2 separate regions of the Homo sapiens genome follow, and region 1 is linked to region 2. Evidence: chromatin loops called from intact Hi-C (ENCODE). Cell type or tissue: B cell. All regions are shown on one strand. Each heading gives the region's core, and the rest is flanking DNA. Links, peaks and the distances in the headings are about the cores only.

Region 1 (8,858 bases), core at 184-8,183, 72 kb after region 2:
CTCTTGTTGTCCAGGCTGGAGTGCAGTGGCGCGATCTTGGCTCACTGCAACCTCTGCCTCCCAGGTTCAAGTGATTCTCCTGCTTCAGCCTCCTAAGTAGCAGGAATTACAGGCATGCACCACCACGTCTGGCTAATTTTGTAATTTTAGTAGAGATGGGGTTTCACCATGTTGGCCAGGCTGGTCTCAAACTTCTGACCTCAGGTGATCCACCCGCCTCAGCCTCCCAAAGTGCTGGGATTACAGGCATGAGCCACCGCTCCAGGCCTAGACTCAATACAGTTTGGTGCCTAGCCTTAAGGCTGCACAGCTACCTAGTGAGACAGCCAGACAGTGAACCCAGGGCCTCTGACTCCACACCCATGACCTCCCCTTTCCAGGCTGCCTGTGAGGTATGGCCAGGGTAATCACGGCTATGAGAAGGAGGGTGTTCCTGTGAATCTGCCCACAGGAGGCAAAGTCCAAAGCCCCCAGTACGTCACTGACTCAGTCCCTTGGGGTCCTCTCAAGTTCAGGTATTGTGTTGGGACTTTATTCCTACAGGCACAAGGTCATGAATCAGGGTTCTAGTCCCAGAAATCATTTCATATCACAAAAGTGCCACATTGCTAAATATATGTATAAGAAAAAAACCTTAATATGTGCTTTTATAAGTTGATATTTAGCATACAAAATTAAGCTACATCTAAAATATGTGGGGCCATTTTTCTGGATAAACTAAGAAAGCATCAGCCTTGTTAAAACATTAGCCCACTGGCCTTCCTCTGTTCCTGGCAATGGCCAGAGGGAATTGCAAAAGTGCATCGCTCCAAGAATGCTCAGCCTGCATTAAACGTGGGAGTCACCTCCAAGGCCAACACTCAGCAGGGACAGCCTGGGACAGCCACACTAAGTGTTAACAGCTCTGCTGTAGCTGGTTGGTGCCATACCTGGTTGTTAAACATTGTGACTATCATCCATGGATCCACCTAAAAAATGGCCATTGTTACCCAGGGCGGTGGCTCACGCCTGTAATCCCAGCACTTTGGGAGGCCGAGGCGGGCAGATTACCTGAGGTTGGGAGTTCAAGACCAGCCTGACCAACATGGAGAAACCCCTTCTCTACTAAAAATACAAAATTAGCCAGGCATGGTGGCGCGTGCCTGTAATCCCAGCTACTCGGGAGACTGAGGCAGGAGAATCACTTGAACCCAGGAGACAGAGGTTGTGGTGAGCCAAGATTGCGCCATTGCACTCCAGCCAGGGCAAAAAGAGTGAAGCTCTGTCTTAAAAAAAAAAAAAAAAAGGTCATTGCTGTGGAATCGCCCATTGCCACCAATGGCTCATGTACAGCATGGCGAGTCTTCAAGTGCTGATGCTGGGCAATGTCCCATTTCCACACTGTTCCTTGTATGTATTTCTATGAAAATGTACAAGTTGCATGTTCAGTAAGCCTGGGGCAGCTTGTCAGGTGTTTATTGAAGCTAGCTTGGGTTGTTCTGTGAGAGTGTCTAAACACAGGGACAAGCACTGGGTAAAACAGGAACTGAAGAAACGTGGCCCGACTCTAATCAAGCCTGCAGCTCTAACCAGGAATTTACAGGAAACACCGGGGAGAGAGGAACAGGTTAAACAACACCATGCAGGCACAGTCATAAAATCCAAACAGGATAAATGCCCCAATTTCTCAAGGGGAAAACTGCAAAGAGAAAAACAAGAAAGAAAGGAAGCAATTAAAAGAGACTGAAGAAATATCAATGGATTGCATTATACAGACTCTATCTGAATCTCTTTTAAAACACACTGTGGGGAGGGGGTGTTTGAGCCAATATTTGATCATGTTAAGAGATTATTGATAATCTCTTTAGGCATGCTAATGGTATTGTAGTTATTTTTAACCTATATTTAACCTCAATATCTTTTAGAAATACAGTCTGAAATATTTTGGATGAAGTGATATGACGTCTGGGATTTGCTTCAAAATAATCCAGGCCTGGGGAGGAGTGGGTGGGAGTGGAGAAGAAAGACTGGCCGTGAGATGAGAACTCTTGAAGCTGGGTGATGAATATTGGGGGAATTAATTATACTTTTCTGTCTATTTCAGTATATGTTTGAAATTTTCCATAATGAAAACTTTAATTTTTAATATGTTTATTTTTTTAAAGCTTGTTTTTTAAAATACAAAAAGACAGGAGCTTGAGTATAGAGACCCTTCAGTCTTGCCCACCCAGTTCCAGTCTCCTTTTCCGGGAGGTTGGCAGAATCATCAGCTCTTACCATTGACCATGGTGGCCCAGGTAGCATTAAGCTCCTCAAACATAGGACCATGCCAAGTTTTGTTGCTTCCTGAGCAATTGGCACAGTGCAACACACCAGAAGGCCTCAATACTTGCAAATGATTGATGAATGAGTAAATGCATGCATGCCGACTCCCGGGCAGAAGCTGAGATCTAGGAGCTCAACCACTGACCTCTTGAAGATACACCTGTGCAGACTGGTCCAGAAGTATCCTGGGACTGTGCAGACCAAGGCTCTTGCAAAGAGGTCACAATGTCACCAGGATAGATGAACACTCCGTGCAGCTCTAGCAGAAGTACAGTATCTCTACCTCAGAGGGGTTTTCCTGCCCGGCTGCCTTTTGGTGATAACCCATTTCTCCACCTCCCCTAGTAATATAGGAGACCAAGTACCCTCAGCAATAAAAATACAAATGGAGCATCATAAATTAGTTTCCTCTCTGGCATCCCTCGCTTGGGTGCTAGCTGAGGTCCCATCACTGGCCTCCTAGTTCTGCAAAACAAAGGACACTAGAGCATCGGAAGGATCTCAGGCTACTTGGACACGGTGACTGAAGAGAGGTTTGAATTTTCTATCTGTGAAACCGTTTCTATTTTTACACTGTCTCAGAACAAATATAACTGTGACTTATGTTTCACAGTTTATGCAGCTAATTTCATATACTTTTGACAGCTCTATCTTATTTTCAGCAGTTCTAAATGTTTTTCCCCTTTGAGAAGTTGAAGGGGCATATCCCACACCTCTCCATGGAGAGATGACTGGGCTGCAGGGCAGGTGGTTCTAGGTGTGACACTGGAGGAGGACACAGTCCCAGCTCTCCCTCCCCTCCTGGGCAGAGGCCCACACCCAGAGGTGACCAGACAGGTGCAGAAACTTGCATGTGACTCAGATCTTATGGGATCACATGGACTGTCTCTGGGACTTATGACTACTTTCACATTTAACATTAATATTAGTAATAACTGAGCTGGGCATGGTTGCTGACACCTGTAATCCCAGCACTTTGGGAGACCGAGGCGGGCAGATCACCTGAGGTCAGGAGTTCAAGACCACCCTGGCTAACATGGCAAAACTCTGTCTCTACTAAAAATACAAAAATTAGCCTGGTGTGGTGGCGGGTGCCTGTAATCCCAGCTACTTGGGAGGCTGAGGCAGGAGAATTGTTTGAACCTGGGAGGCAGAGGTTGCAGTGAGTCCAGATTGCGCCACTGCACCCCAGCCTGGGAGACAGAGTGAGACTCCATCTCAAAATAATAATAATTATTAGTAGTAGTAATAATAATAATAACAGCAACAACAGGCTCTGGGGGCCTGAGCTTGAACTGTGGATTTTCTCTACCTGTAATTACATCTTTAGTTTTTAAACTCTTGACATCTTCTCCCTTGTTAAATTGCCCATTTAGATTTATTTTGCCTTATTTTGGTTATTCTAGCTTATCGTACTTATTCTTTTAATTTTCAATCTTCCTTACTTTGCCCTTTTACCTTCCTTCTTATTTTCTATTTTAATCACCTTTTAAATGTTCTCCCTTTGTGTTTTAGCTTTATCATAATTACCACTATTAAAATTCAGCACTTCTGGCTTTAATTCTTAATGCCAAATCTTTTTTCCCCCTTTAATTCTCTTTTTATCTTCCTATTTAAATTCCTAAGCTTCTGGGGCAGGGTTGGTCTTGGATTTACTGTTTTATTTCCTATTTCTTTTTAGCCATTGTCCTTCTTATGCGCTTTTATTTTGTTTACTTGACTGTTTATAACTGTAACTTTTCAGTAACCTAATTTTTTTTTTTTTTTTTTTTTTTTTTTAGATGGAGTCTTGCTCTGTCGCCCAGACTGGAGTGCAGTGGCACAATCTCAGCATCTCAGCTCACTGCAACCTCCACCTCCTGGGTTTGAGCGATTGAGCAATTCTCCTGCCTCAGCCTCCCAAGTAGCTGGGATTACAGGCACCTGCCATCATCCCCAGCTACTTTTCGTATTTTTAGTAGAGACGGAGTTTCGCCATGTTGGCCAGGCTGGTCTCGAACTCCTGACCTCAGGTATCCGCCCACCTCGGCCTCCCAAAGTGCTGGGATTACAGGTGTGAGCCACTGTGCCCAGCCTAATTCTGGTTCTTAAACTCCTATTTTATTGGTTCTATCAATACTTTATGGATAATATTAGTTAACTGTTTCTTCTGTTAGTCACAATCTTATATTGCAGCCAAATCTTTTTCTAATTCTTTTGAATTCTTAATGTAAGATGTTTACCTTATGGGCTGGCTCTGGGGAGGTGGTGAAAGCAGGGACTGATGGACCCATAAGCTTGTTTCTCTCAAATTCTCTCAAAACCCCACCTGTTCTGACCTTAGCAGGGCCCAGCCAGGTCCCTTCAGGGACAACCACTCAGAGTGGTTGAGCCCTGGATCCTCTTTATAGCAGCATGTGGCCTCGGGTAAATAAATCTTTGCTCTCCTCAAGCCTCAATTACCTCATATTTACAAGGAAAGGAGCGGCGTCTGAAACCAGCAAACACAGTAGACAGGGTCCAGCACATACAAGCACATGCTAAACTGCAGTCACGTTTGGGGGAGATTGAGGAAGGATATGTACAATACAGTTTCATTTCTGCAAAATTCAAAAACACGCCAAACTAACAAGGTAGCCAGCCCAAGATGCAAACCCTTCATCTAATATTAGAAAACACCAGAGAAGTCCCAATTGAGAAACATTCTGCAAAATATATTGGTCTGAAATCTTCACGAGTGTCAGAGTCACAAAACCAAGCAAAGGTCCTGCTTGGTGGCTCACGCCTATAATCCCAGCACTGTGGGAGGCCGAGGCGAGTGGATCACTTGAGGTCAGGAGTTCAGGACCAGCCTGGCCAACATGGTGAAACCCCGTCTCTACTACAAGTACAAAAATTAGCCAGATGTGGTGGCACATGCCTGTAATCCCAGCTACTCGGGAGGCTGAGGCACAAGAATTGCTTGAACTCAGAAGGTGGAGGCTGCGGTGAGATCGCACCACTGCACTCCAGCCTGGGCAACAGAGCGAGATTCTGTCTCAAAAACAAACCAACCAGCCAACAAACAAAAACAAGCAAAGACTGAAGAACTGCTCCCAGTTTAAGGACAGCAAAGAGCTGATCAGCAGGCTGCCATGATGATCCTAGACTGGGTCTTTTTACTCTAAAGGACATCATAGCAGACAATAGCAAAAAGCTGAATGGAGTCTGAGGGTCATTGGTGATACTATTTCAAAGCTGACTTCCTGGTTTTGATGGTTGTGTTTGGGTTATATAGGAGCTAGTCTTGGTCTAGAAAATACACACTGAAGTATTTGGGGATGATGGGATGTCAGGTCGGCAGCTGACCCTCCAACGGCTCAGGAAAAGTTTCTAAAAAGTTATTTGTACTGTACTTTACTTGCAATTTTCAGTATTCTTTTAAAATGTAAAAAACAATTAATATCTTGAAGGAAAAAAGACTGCAAGCTCTGGAGGGAGACTCCCAGACTTGACCTTAGGCAGGTTATTTCGGCTTTCTCTGCCTCAGTGTCCTCATCTTAAGTTGGGGAGAGTTAGAATATGAATAGGCGTATTACGAAGAAAAAGTAAGCTGTTATCCGTAAAGTGCTGAGAACAGTGATCGGCCCCCAACGTGCGTGACCTGTTACTATGTCTCGATGGTTGGAAAGTGTCCTCACCACAGGCCCTTTGCACCTGCTGTTCCCCCACCCACACTGGTGCCTGGATAGTTTCTATTCATCCTTCAGTTCTCATTTAGCTTCTTCTGCAAAGCCTTCCTCAACCTGCCACCCTTCCTTCATGCTTCCTGCCTCAGATGGCATTAGGAGCTCCTCTCTTTTTTTTTTTTTTCTTTTGAGACGGAGTCTCGCTCTATCACCCAGGCTGGAGTGCAGTGGCGTGATCTCGGCTCACTGCAAGCTCTGCCTCCCAGGTTCACTCCATTGTCCTGCCTCAGCCTCCCGAGTAGCTGGGACTACAGGCACCTGCCACCACGCCTGGCTAATTTTTTGTATTTTTAGTAGAGACGGCGTTTCACCGTGTTAGCCAGGATGGTCTCGATCTCCTGATTTCACGATCCGCCTGCCTCAGCCTCCCAAAATGCTGGGATTACAGGTGTGAGCCACTGCGCCCGGCTGGAACTCCTCTCTTAAGCTCCCACAGCATCCTACAATATCTCATCACCTAGATTAAAATGTCATTTTCTGGCAACTTATCCATCTTTTCTATTAGACAATAACTCCAGGGCTGGGCTGGTATCTTATTCACTGTCATATCCCCAGGCCTAAGACAGTTAATGAATGAATGAAAGCCTGGATACCCACCTCCCCTGTCAGAGAGAATAGAATAAAGCACCCTCCTTTAAGTCAAGGGTGTGATTCCAGGGCCCAGCTTGAGAGGGCTCCATTCACAGGGTCATCTATGTAAAAGATACCCCCGTAGTTGGACAGTGCACACCCTGAACTGCCTGACACTGCAGCCCTGACTCTCAACACAGCTCCCTCGGTAGACATTCGGCTCTGTTATCCTCACGCCAATAGGAAGAAAGGATTTTTTTATAGTTAGTGGCTCTAAAACAAAAATTGTTATTTTTGGCAAATGCTTCACCCCTGCAAACTTGAGGTGTCATTCATTTATGAGTTCATTCATTTAACAAATACTTATCAATCACCTCCACTGTCCTGAGTGCCGGTTTCTATCAGAAAATGTCTTATCTGGTGGCTCAAGGAGACATTTAGCCACCGCTTCCCCGGCAGCTTCCCAGGAAGCTCCAGTGCACCAAAGCTGGTGTTCCAGGGGCCTATTCCTGGACCTTAGTTTTGTGGCCCCTCTGCGTTCCTCCTGGAAAACGCTCCCGGGCCCCAGTCACCTCAGTTATGCTCCATAGAAGAAACCGCATACATCCTGGAGCACCAGAACTGCTTTTCTGGGAGAAGACCCCGGCTCTGGGCAGATCTCCCCCTAGGCAGGCAGCCAGGATACAGAAGATTTTGATCCCATTTCCTAATTTTCATAAAGGAATGTATATCAGTGTCATCAACAATGTATGTTAAACTTTTTCTTTTTTTTTTAAAAAAAAAAAGAATGTAAGTCAACTATCTTCTGGCTTTTTTTTTTATTTTTTGAGCATGTTGGTTGTGTAGGAGTAGCTGTCTCATTTATTAAAACTGAACAATATCAACAGGCAGACACACTGGTCACTTTTCTCTCTCTCTCTTTCTTTCTTTCTTTCTCTCTTTCCCTTTTTTTCTTTCTTTTTCTTTTTTTTTTTTTTTTTTTGACACAGAGTCTCGCTCTGTAACCCAGGCTGAAGTGCAGTTGTGTGATCTCAGTTCCTTGCAACTTCTGCCTCCTGGGTTTCAGCGATTCTCCTGCTTCAGTCTCCCCACTAGCTAGGATTACAGGCACGCGCCACCACACCTGGCTAATTTTTGTATTTTTAGTAGAGACAGGGTTTCACCATCTTGGTCAGGCTGGTCTCGAACATCTGACCTCGTGATCTGCCCACCTTGGCCTCCCAAAGTGCTGGGATTACAGGCGTGAGCCACTGCGCCTGGCCCCAATCACTTTGCTTTTTTGTTGTTTTTTTTTTTTTTTTTTTTTTTTTTTTGAGGGCTGTCTCACTCTTGTCTGCACTCTTGTTGGAGTGCAGTTGTGCGATCTCGGCTCACTGCAACCTCTGCCTCCGGGTTCAAGTGATTCTCCTGCCTCAGCCTCTGGAGTAGCTGGGATTACAGGTGACTGCCACCACACCCAGCTAATTTTTGTATTTTTTAGTAGAGATGGGGTCTCACCATATTGGCCAGGCTGGTCTCGAACTCCTGACCTCAGGTGATCCGCCTGCCTCGGCCTTCCAAAGTGCTGGGATTACAGGCGTGAGTCACTGCGCCCGGCTCACTGATCACTTTTCAAAGGTAGATTATTCAAGACAGTCAGAAAATAGATACCCCCAAAATATTGTTTAGTAAATAATAACACTTCCATGTAGAAATTGATATGTGGAGTTAAACAGATCTAAGATGAGAAAAATGTAGTAATCACTGTTAGGATAATCAATATCTCTATTAAAAGGCACTTGCTGCTCTTATAGATCATCTTCCAGAAATCCTGGAACTCACATCTACTGGTAGAGAAAACAATGTTCAAGAAAATGAAGTGAATGGCAATGAGCCAAAAAGTTCCTCAACTTCCTAAGTATTATCCTAACTCTACAAGGTTGCCAGGAGAAATCAATGAAAGAACGCATTTAAAATGGTTCTTGCCACGTAGGTGCTCTATAGATATCTGTTGGAGTCTGAATTTCCTCTACAATTCTTGCATCAAAATGATTCTTAAGTATTGTCCTTGGAATTTATATCCATATTCCCAGTTCCCACTGATATTACTCAGGCTTTATATCTGAAGATCCGCCTGAGTCACCATGCAGGGCGAGTACATACCAGGTCTCTGCCTGAGGCATGACCCTCACCCCGTCTCCAACAGAGCCCTGCTAAGACGGCTTGAAGGCTTTACAGCCCATTTATCCTTTTGATGATCTGCGTTTTATCCCTGGACCACACCACGCCTTCCTAGGG
Region 2 (8,858 bases), core at 457-8,456:
TCTCCTCTGCGCAGGACAATCAGCTCTGCGTGCTCATCCTTCTTGCTTGCCCGCTGTTCCGCGAAGGCCAGCAGGGACTGCTGCCCAGGCAGGTAGAGCAGGGCAGGGATTCTGTAGGCATGGGCTCCCGACTGGAACACGCTCTCCTTCTGCAGGACAGGAAGGGACGCCATGGGGCTGGGGGGTGGACAGGAAGAGAAGATGTGTCACCTGCAGCCACACCTGAGATGGGCTCAGAGTCATTCACCAAGACAGGTGGTGCTCACCCCCTGGCTGAGTGGACCAAAGTCAGGGCGGCCTGTCCTCTTCCCGCGTGGGGTTCATTCTCCTTTCCTACATCTCAAGACCCTGCTTCTTAATTCTGCCTTTGCCTCGGTGGATATCGGGAGGGGGTATTGCAAAAGCGTGTTTTGGATTCGATTTTTATTCTAAGTTAACAATGCTCCTTACAACAGATTTTCGATAACCTCCAGCTGCTTTTGCCAAACCCAGCCCATCAATCCAGGGGCAAACCTCGGGAGGACAGCAGTGCAGGCCGGGTGGCATTCGGCAGCTGCCCAAATGCCAGAAAGTGACACATGGGAGCTTTTTATAACTCCAGAGCCCTAGAAAGTTGTTTCAAAGAAAAGGAAAAAGAAAAAGCATGGCTTCTAAGGCTCTGCTCCCCAGGCTGCCTGAGGCTGAGGCCCGTCTGCCCCCGCTGCTGCGTGGGCTCCCCCTGAGGCAGCGAGGGGGCGGCGCTGCAGTGGGAAAGGAAGAGACAGGGGCTCCTGACAGCTAACCCAGGCTGGGGGCGTGGGGTGCTCCAGAGGTCTAAGAAAATAACAATTAAAAATAAGTCTTCAGCTAAAAAGGGTAGGGAGGGGACAGAGGTAACTTGGGGACAGTGGGTGACAGTGATTTTCGGGCTAAGCTGCCTAGGTCCCTTTAGGAGGATGCATCCCGCAGCTCTGGGGAGTGTTGGCTGCAGGGCCCTGGCCTGGGGAGGATGGGCCAGTTGTTCCCAGATGAAGAATCTGCCCCAGGTCATACCCAAGAAGGGCTGCTTGATGATTGGTCCACTCAGAGCCTGAAGACCCTCTTCCTGAACTCCTGACCAGGAACAGTGCGGCTCCGGAGCTCCCTCCGGGCGGCTGGGCCTTCCCTGAGACTGCATTACAGCCGCCTCTTTCTCTGCTGCTCCTCCCTTTCCCCCAGAGGCTCTTGCCTGCCGTGGGTCTCCGTGTCAGAGCCGGCGTCCTGGGCACCCCGTCTGAGACACAGCCTTTGCAGAGGGCAAGTGGGCAAGAGGCCAGCAAGAGGGGCAAGGTTTGCCTTTGTGCACCCTTTTGTACTGCTCTCATTTTTCTACCACATGCATGCGTTATCTATTTAAAACTTAGCTTCTTTGAGAAATAAATGTAATCTATCAGTCTTTCATTCAACCACAGTGAACGTTAATATTAGGACGATGTGAGAAAATAAAACTGAGAAGGGCAAAAGCTGCACAAGGAAAAAATGTGCTATTCCCTGAACTTCGGTGGGAGATTCATGGCTTGGTGATAGAATCACCAAATTATAATCCAAGGACACAGGCCTTGATAGGTATCGGGAGGCCTATGCTGAAACGCTGTTAGAAAATGTCAGCAGGAAAGAATCAAATATGATAACAAGTAAAAATGAAAATGGAGAACTGTGCAGTTTCACAGTGTTCTCTGGAAAATTGATCAAGGATTTATTTAAGCTCCATAGAGTGGGCTCTGGAAAGTGTCCTTGATGGAAATTCAGCAGAGTTGGTATAATTCAGTTTAAAATGTTTGTATTTAAAATGTCCTCAGGGCCAAAATTTCTGTATGGATTACAATGGCTGGCCTTCTCTACACAATGTGGGAGGAAAGGAGAGAAGAAGTTTAGCTGAGGAAATCTTTTTTTTTTTTTCTTTTTTTTTAGATGGAGTTTCGCTCTTGTTGCCCAGGCTGGAGTGCAATGGCGAGATCTCGGCTCACTGCAACCTCCGCCTCCCAGGTTCAAGTGCTTCTCCTGCCTCAAGCTCCCGATTACAGGCATGCACCACCATGCCCAGCTACTTTTGTATTTTTAGTAGAGACGGGGTTTTTCCATGTTAGTCAGGCAGGTCTCGAACTCCTGACCTCAGGTGATCCTCCCGCCTCAGCCTCCCAAAGTGCTGGGATTACAGGCATGAGCCACCACGCCCGGCCAGCTGAGGACATCTATAAAGACATTCTAGAGGGAAAACAAGACAGAGACGTCTTCGGGAGGAATCACAAGGCAAGACACACACCAGGCCTTTGGGGTTGAGTAGGGGTCCAGCCTAAGGCCTAGGAAACCGGGCTGATGGGCTCCATGAGGTGAGTGTGACCAGAACTGGTGGCTCATGCCTTAGAGAGAAGATGGGGCAAGGGAGAGAACAGAGGCTTCAGGCTAGAACTAGGGAGCAAAGCCACTGGCTGGCCCACCCTCAAGAAGAGAACCACTCTCAATGCTTACAATTGAGATATGTGACCAGGCACAGTGGCTCACGCCTGTAATCCCAGCAGTGGGAGAGGCAGAGGCAGGTGGATTGCTAGAGTCCAGAAGTTCCAGACCAGCCTGGGCAACATGGCAAAACCCCATCTCTACAAAAAATACAAACATTAGCCAGTCATGGTGACACATGTCTGTAGTTCCAGCTACTCGGGAGGCTGAGGTGGAAGGATTGCTTGAGCCTGAGAGGTGAAGGTTGCAGTCAGCTGAGATAGCACAACTGCACTCCAGCCTGGGCAACAGAGTGAGACCCTGTCTCGAAACAAAAAATAAAATAAAATAGAGATATAATTCACATATTATAAAATGTACCTTTTAGAAGTGTATGATTCAGGCTGGGTGCAGCGGCTCACGCCTGGAATCCCAGCACTTTGGGAGGCCGAGGCGGGTGGATCACCTAAGCTCAGGAGTTTGAGAAGTGTATGATTCAGTGGTTTTTTTAGTATTTTCATAAAGTTATACAGCCATCACCACTATCCAATTCCAGAATATTTTCACCACCCCAAAAGAAATCCCATACCTGTGAGCAATCACTCCCCTGTCAATGAAAACAGTCAAACTCTGTAAAATATTTGAAGAGATTTATACTATACTATACTATACTATTTATATATTTGGCTATAAAAGAGATTTATAGCCAAGTATGAGTAACAAATGGCTCGTGACACAGCCCCAGGAGATCCTATGTGCCCAACGTGGTCAGAGTACAGCTTGGTTTTATACATTTTAGGGAGACTTAAGACATAAATCAATACATGTAGGATGTACATTGGTTCCGTCTGGAAAGGCGGGACAACTTGAGGTGGGAGTAGGGAAGGCAGTTTCCAGATCATAGGTAGATTCCAAAAATTTTCTGATTGGCAGTTGGTCAAAAGAGTTTATCTAAAGACCTGGAATCAGTAGAAAGGAATGTCGGGTTAAGATGAGCGGTTAGCTGGGCGCAGTGGCTCATGCCTGTAATCCCAGCACTATGGGAGGCTGAGATAGGCGGATCACGAGGTCAGGAGATCGAGACCATCCTGGCTAAAACGGTGAAACCCCGTCTCTACTAAAAATACAAAAATTAGGTGGGTGTGGTGGTGGGCGCCTGTAGTCCCAGCTACTCGGGAGGCTGAGGCAGGAGAATGGCATGAACCCGGGAGGCGGAGCTTGCAGTGAGCCGAGATTGCGCCACTGCACTCCAGCCTGGGCGACCGAGGGAGACTCCGTCTCAAAAAAAAAAGATGAGCTGTTGTGGAGACCAAGGTCTCATCACGCAGAGGCCGCCAGGTGGCAGGCTTCAGAGCTCTTCGCAGACCTAAAAAGATGCCAGAGTCTTAGTTAATTCTCTCCTGGATCAGGAAAAGGCCTGGAAAGGGAAGGGGATTCTCTACAGAATGCAGATGTTTCCTCACAAGAGACAGCTTTGCAGGGCCATTTCAAAATAAGTCAAAGAAATACATTTGGGGGTAAAATACTTTAATTTCATTCAGGACCTGCTATCTGTCCTGATGCTATACTAGAGTTAGTTTGGAATTTGGTGTCTTATTGCTACAAAAAGTCTGTTTCATCAGCCTTAAGATCTGTTTTAGTCAGGTGCGGTGGCTCACGCCTGTAATCCCAACACTTTGGGAGGCCGAGGCAGGTGGATCATCTGAGGTCAGGAGTTCAAGACCAGACTGGACAACATGAAAGAATCCCTGTCTCTACTAAAAATACAAAAATTACTCAGGCATGGTGGCACATGCCTGTAATCCCAGCTACTTGGGAGGCTGAGGCAGGAGAATTGCTTGAACCTGGGAGGCGGAGGTTGCAGTGAGCACTCCAGCCTGGGTGATAGAGCGAGACTCCGCCTCAAAAAAAAAAAAAAAGATTTGTTTTAATGTTAATGCTGGTCAGCTGTATCTGAATTCCAAAAGGAGGAAGGTGGGAGACACGTCTGACCTCTGACCCCCACTCCCCATCATGGTCTGAACTAGTTTTTCAGGTTAACTTGGGAATGCCCTTAGCTGAGGAAGGGTCCACTCAGTTGGCTGAGGGGGCTTAGCATTTTACTTCTGATTTACACTCCATTACCCAGTCCCCTCAGCGCCTGGCAACCACTCATCTATGTCCTGTCTCTCTGGATTTGCCTATTCTGGCCATTTCATGTAAATGCAGTCATATGCTATGCGGCCCGTGGACTGGCATCTTCCACCAAGCACCATGTTTCCAAGATTCGTGCAGGTTGTAGCATGGGTCAGTACCTCATTCCTTTTCATGGCTCAGTAATATTTGATTGTATGGCTACACCACAGCTATGGTTTGAATGCTTGTATCCTCTTCAAAATTCATGTCAAAACTTAATTCCCAAAGCAATAGTATTAAGAGGTAGGACCAGGCCGTGAGGATGGAAGAGACTAGAACCTTTATGAAAGAATTTGGGGAAGTGGTTTGTCCCCCTCCACCATGTGAGGACACAGTGTTCATCCCCTCCAGGGGATGCAGCAACAAGGCACTGTTAGATATGAGTTCTAAATTTCTTTTCAAAGAATTAATATGTCAGTATGTTCAATTCTTTGCCTTCTACTTTTAAACTTAACTTCCTCATAAAGCAACCTTTTTCGATTACCTTTCCACCCTGACTCATTCCGATTATTCCGATTACCTGCTACCTGCTCTGCCCTGATTCCCGCCAAATCACTTATCCCATCATTCCCTTTAAATTGGCCAATAGGAATTAGTTTAGCCTGTGCGGTCCAACCCTACCCAATAGGGGAACGACACAGCAGTAGGGGCCACGTGAGTCAGGGATAAGAACCCCTTCCCCTCCCTTGTCCAAGTGAGTGCTCACCATTGCTCCATCTGTAAGAGCACACCCTTCTATAGAAGTAACTTGTCTTGCTGAGAATTAAAAAGAAAATTTTATATTTGAGTGCTATTCCTTTTGTGGCACCAAAACTTTATATATAACAGCACCATCTTGGAAGCAGAGACCGAGCCTTCACCAGATATTGAACCTGCTGGTGTCTTGATCTTGGACTTTCCAGCCTCCAGAGAAATAAACTTCTATTATTTATAAATTACTCAGTCTGTGGTATTTTGTTACAGCAACACAAATAGACTAAGTCACTTTTTTTTTTTTTTTTTTTGAGACAGAGTCTTGCTCTGTCTCCCAGGCTGGAGTGAAATGGTGCGATCTTGGCTCACTGCAACCTCCACCTCCCAGGTTCAAGTGGTTCTCCTGCCTCAGCCTCCTGAGTAGCTGGGATTACATATGCACACCACCAGGCCTGGCTAATAAGTCACATTTTATTTATGAATTCATCAACGGATGGGCATTTGGGCTGTTTCTGGTGTTTTGGGCTATTTTGCCTAATGCTGTTATGAACACTAGTGTACAAGTTTTTGTGCAGATATATGCCTCCAGTTTTCTGGGGTATCTGCCTAGGAGTGGAATTGCTGGGTCATACAGTCATTTTGTATTTACCTTTTTGAGGATCTGCCAAATTATCTTCCACAGCAGCTATACCACTCCACATTTTCACAGGAAATGTGCGAAGGTTCCAATTGCTCCACATCCTCATCAACACTTGGTATTATGTCCTTTTAGTTATTTTGATTCCAGCCTTCCTAGTGGGTGTGAAGTGGCATCTCACTGTGGCTTTTGATTTGCATTTCCCTGATGACTAAGGAGGCTAAGCATCTTTGCATGTGCTTCTTGGCCATAGGAGTTGGATTTTAGCCTGGAGGCAATGGGAAGATTTCAAACATTTTTAGACAAGGGAGCGACCCAAGCTGATTTATTTTTAGTAAGTGCCCCTTTTGGTTTCGGGGGGAATAGCACAGAAGGTGAGTATGTTGCAGTTTTCCAGGTGAGATCAAACAAAAACCTGGATGAAGCAGAGACAGTGGTGACTGGGAGGGGCCTGGTTCTTAGAGAGCAGAGGAATCAACATGATCAGGAAAGCAAACCGGGGGAGGCTTTGGGAACACATGAGGTTAAAGTATTTGGAACTGATTTCCATAGTGTCTGTGACTGTGTTCCAGATTCCTCCTTTAGATTCTAATCTCTCTTTTTTTTTTGAGATGGAGTTTTGCTCTTGTTGCCCAGGCTGGAGTGCAGTGGCACCATCTTGGCTCACTGCAACATCTGCCTCCAGGGTCCAAGCCATCCTCCTGCCTCAGCCTCCCAAGTAGCTGAGATTACAGGCTCCTGCCACCATGCCTGGCTAATTTTGTATTTTTAGTAGAGACAAAGTTTCACCATGTTGGTGGGGCAGATCTCGAACTCCTGACCTCAGGTGGCCTGCCACCTCAGCATCCCAAAGTGTTGGGATTACAGGCGTGAGCCACCATACCCGGCCTAGATTCTAATCTCTTTGAGGGTGGGGACAAAGTTATTATTTCTTGCAGCAAGTATTTACTGTGTTCCTACCATGTTCCTGGCATGGATCTAGGAACTTGGGTTACATCATCAGTAAACCAGACCAAGATCCTTGCTCTCGTGGAATTTGCATTCTTCGGGGGATGGAAGGGTTACGATTGTTGCCAAACACCTAGCTAGGGTTTGCAAGGACCAGAACCTGTACAAGCACTTTACAGGGATCACCTCTTTTGCCCTCACTAATCCCGGACTCTGTAAGACCTGGAAGGTGTGGAGTGATGCTCCTTATGGAAGAGATGACAGCGTGGAGGCAGAAAGCTGGGGACTCCTCCTCGCCCCAACCTCTATGCAATCTGCTGGTCTTTCAAGTGTTTGTCTTATGTGTATGTCGAGACAAAGCTGGGCACTGGAGGTTGGAAAGAAAAACAGGACCCCAGGGTCAGCTTGAGGGCTCTTATCTCTCATCCTCAGCAATGCCTCAGCCCTGGCCCCAACTCACACCCACCCACATCAATCCCCAAGTGTCCTCATAAGAATAATACCAGGCCGGGCGCAATGGCTCACACCTGTAATCCCAGCACTTTGGGAGGCTGAGGCTAGCAGATCACCGGAGGTCAGAAGTTCAAGACCAGCCTGGCCAACATGGTGAAACCTCTTCTGTATTAAAAATACGAAAATTAGCTGGGCATGGTGGCAGGCACCTGTAATTCCACCTGCTCGGGAGGCTGAGGCAGGAGAATCACTTGAACCCAGGAGACGGAGGTTGCAATGAGCCAAGATCGTGCCACTGCACTCCAGCCTGGGTGACAGAGCGAGACTCTGCCTCAAATAATAATAATAATAATAATAATACCAAACACTTATAAGACTTATATGGCCTTACAAAGTGCTGGACACTCTTTCGGTGCTCTCCAATATTTTCTTAAAATGTTTATAAATTGTATTTACAAATTTTATTATTGACAATACAATTGACAAATATTGATTCCTCTAACCCTTGCAACACCCTACCAAGTAGCTGTTGTAATTATCCCATTGTACAAATGAGGAAACCGAGCTCACCTAACCTTCAAGTGGCAGAGCTGGGACTAAAGACGCTTCTAAGCCCACACAGCACTCCCTCCGAGAGAAGTCCTGAAAACGCCGGCACCTCATTAAATTCCATGCCAGGCTTTAGCACGTCTTATAAACGGCTGGCTCACCTTGACCCAGCCCCCTGGCTCCAAACATTGGCAGCTGCTCTAGGCTGATATAGTGGGAAGAGAACTGAATTAGGAGTCCAGAAATTTGGATTCTGGTCCTAGGTCCACTCCTAATAGTTTGTGCACCTTTGGCAAGAATCTACCTTCCTGGGTTCAGCTGCCCCATCTGGTGGGAAGGGAGCTGTGTGAGGTGCCCGCCCAGGCCCCTTCCATTGCTAGGGGCTGAGCCTAAATGAGGATCAAGGGGGTGTGGGTGGGGAAGGAGCTGGAAGCTGAATCCCCCTGGGTGGGGTGGACAAGGGTCTCAGCAAAACCCAGCCTCACACTCGAGTAGCCAGACAATGTCAGAGGTGACACTATCAGGTTGAATTCTGAGAAATTGCCATTTTGTAGGTTAAAATAGCCAAACAGGAGCAATTTCATAGGATCCCACTAAGGCTACCAGTGGCTGGTGCTGCTCTGGCCTTGCCGGTACCAAACCCAGAGCCAAGCGTCTCACACGTGAAATCTCACTTCTCCCACGCAGCCCCTTCACATCCTATCACAGATGCGGGGAAACAGAGAAGTGGGTCAGAGAGGCTTCTCCAGGAGCGCACAGCCAGTTGGTGGTGGATGAGTGGATCTGAGCCTGGATCTGCCAGATTCCAGAACCCAACCACTGGGGTTTCCTGCCATGAGCCTCACAGCTGGGATTCTGATGTCTGAACATTCTGTGAAGTCCCTGACAAAAGACAACATCGGGGGACCCCTGTCCGGCTTCTCTCCATGTCTTGTTGGGAACACAACCT

The links. Peaks named below come from ENCODE experiments on the same cell type or tissue, not always from the same donor. Only the 100,000 strongest peaks of a DNase experiment are listed, where the experiment ranks them.
Region 1: a loop joins it to region 2, with 22 times the contacts of the local background. A loop is called at or near these places in 3 of 110 quality-filtered maps.

What each region holds. Positions count from the first base shown.
Region 1 is chr2:232,952,007-232,960,864 of GRCh38, reverse strand. The region is part of intron 3 of NGEF (neuronal guanine nucleotide exchange factor); the gene reads left to right. Among named protein-coding and RNA genes, the nearest start is that of NGEF, 57 kb to the left of the region's middle. RefSeq lists enhancers at 1,534-1,583, 2,623-2,712. In B cell, for the core only: no CTCF peak of the experiment used is centred there; a DNase peak (open chromatin) is centred at 4,844; H3K4me3 peaks cover 1,722 bases; H3K27ac peaks cover 1,595 bases.
Region 2 is chr2:233,023,987-233,032,844 of GRCh38, reverse strand. It overlaps NEU2 (neuraminidase 2), which reads right to left and starts at 173. Exons shown (of 2, transcript NM_005383.2): 1 at 1-173. The coding sequence starts at 173. In B cell, for the core only: a CTCF peak has its summit at 3,785 (motif pointing right); a DNase peak (open chromatin) is centred at 3,794.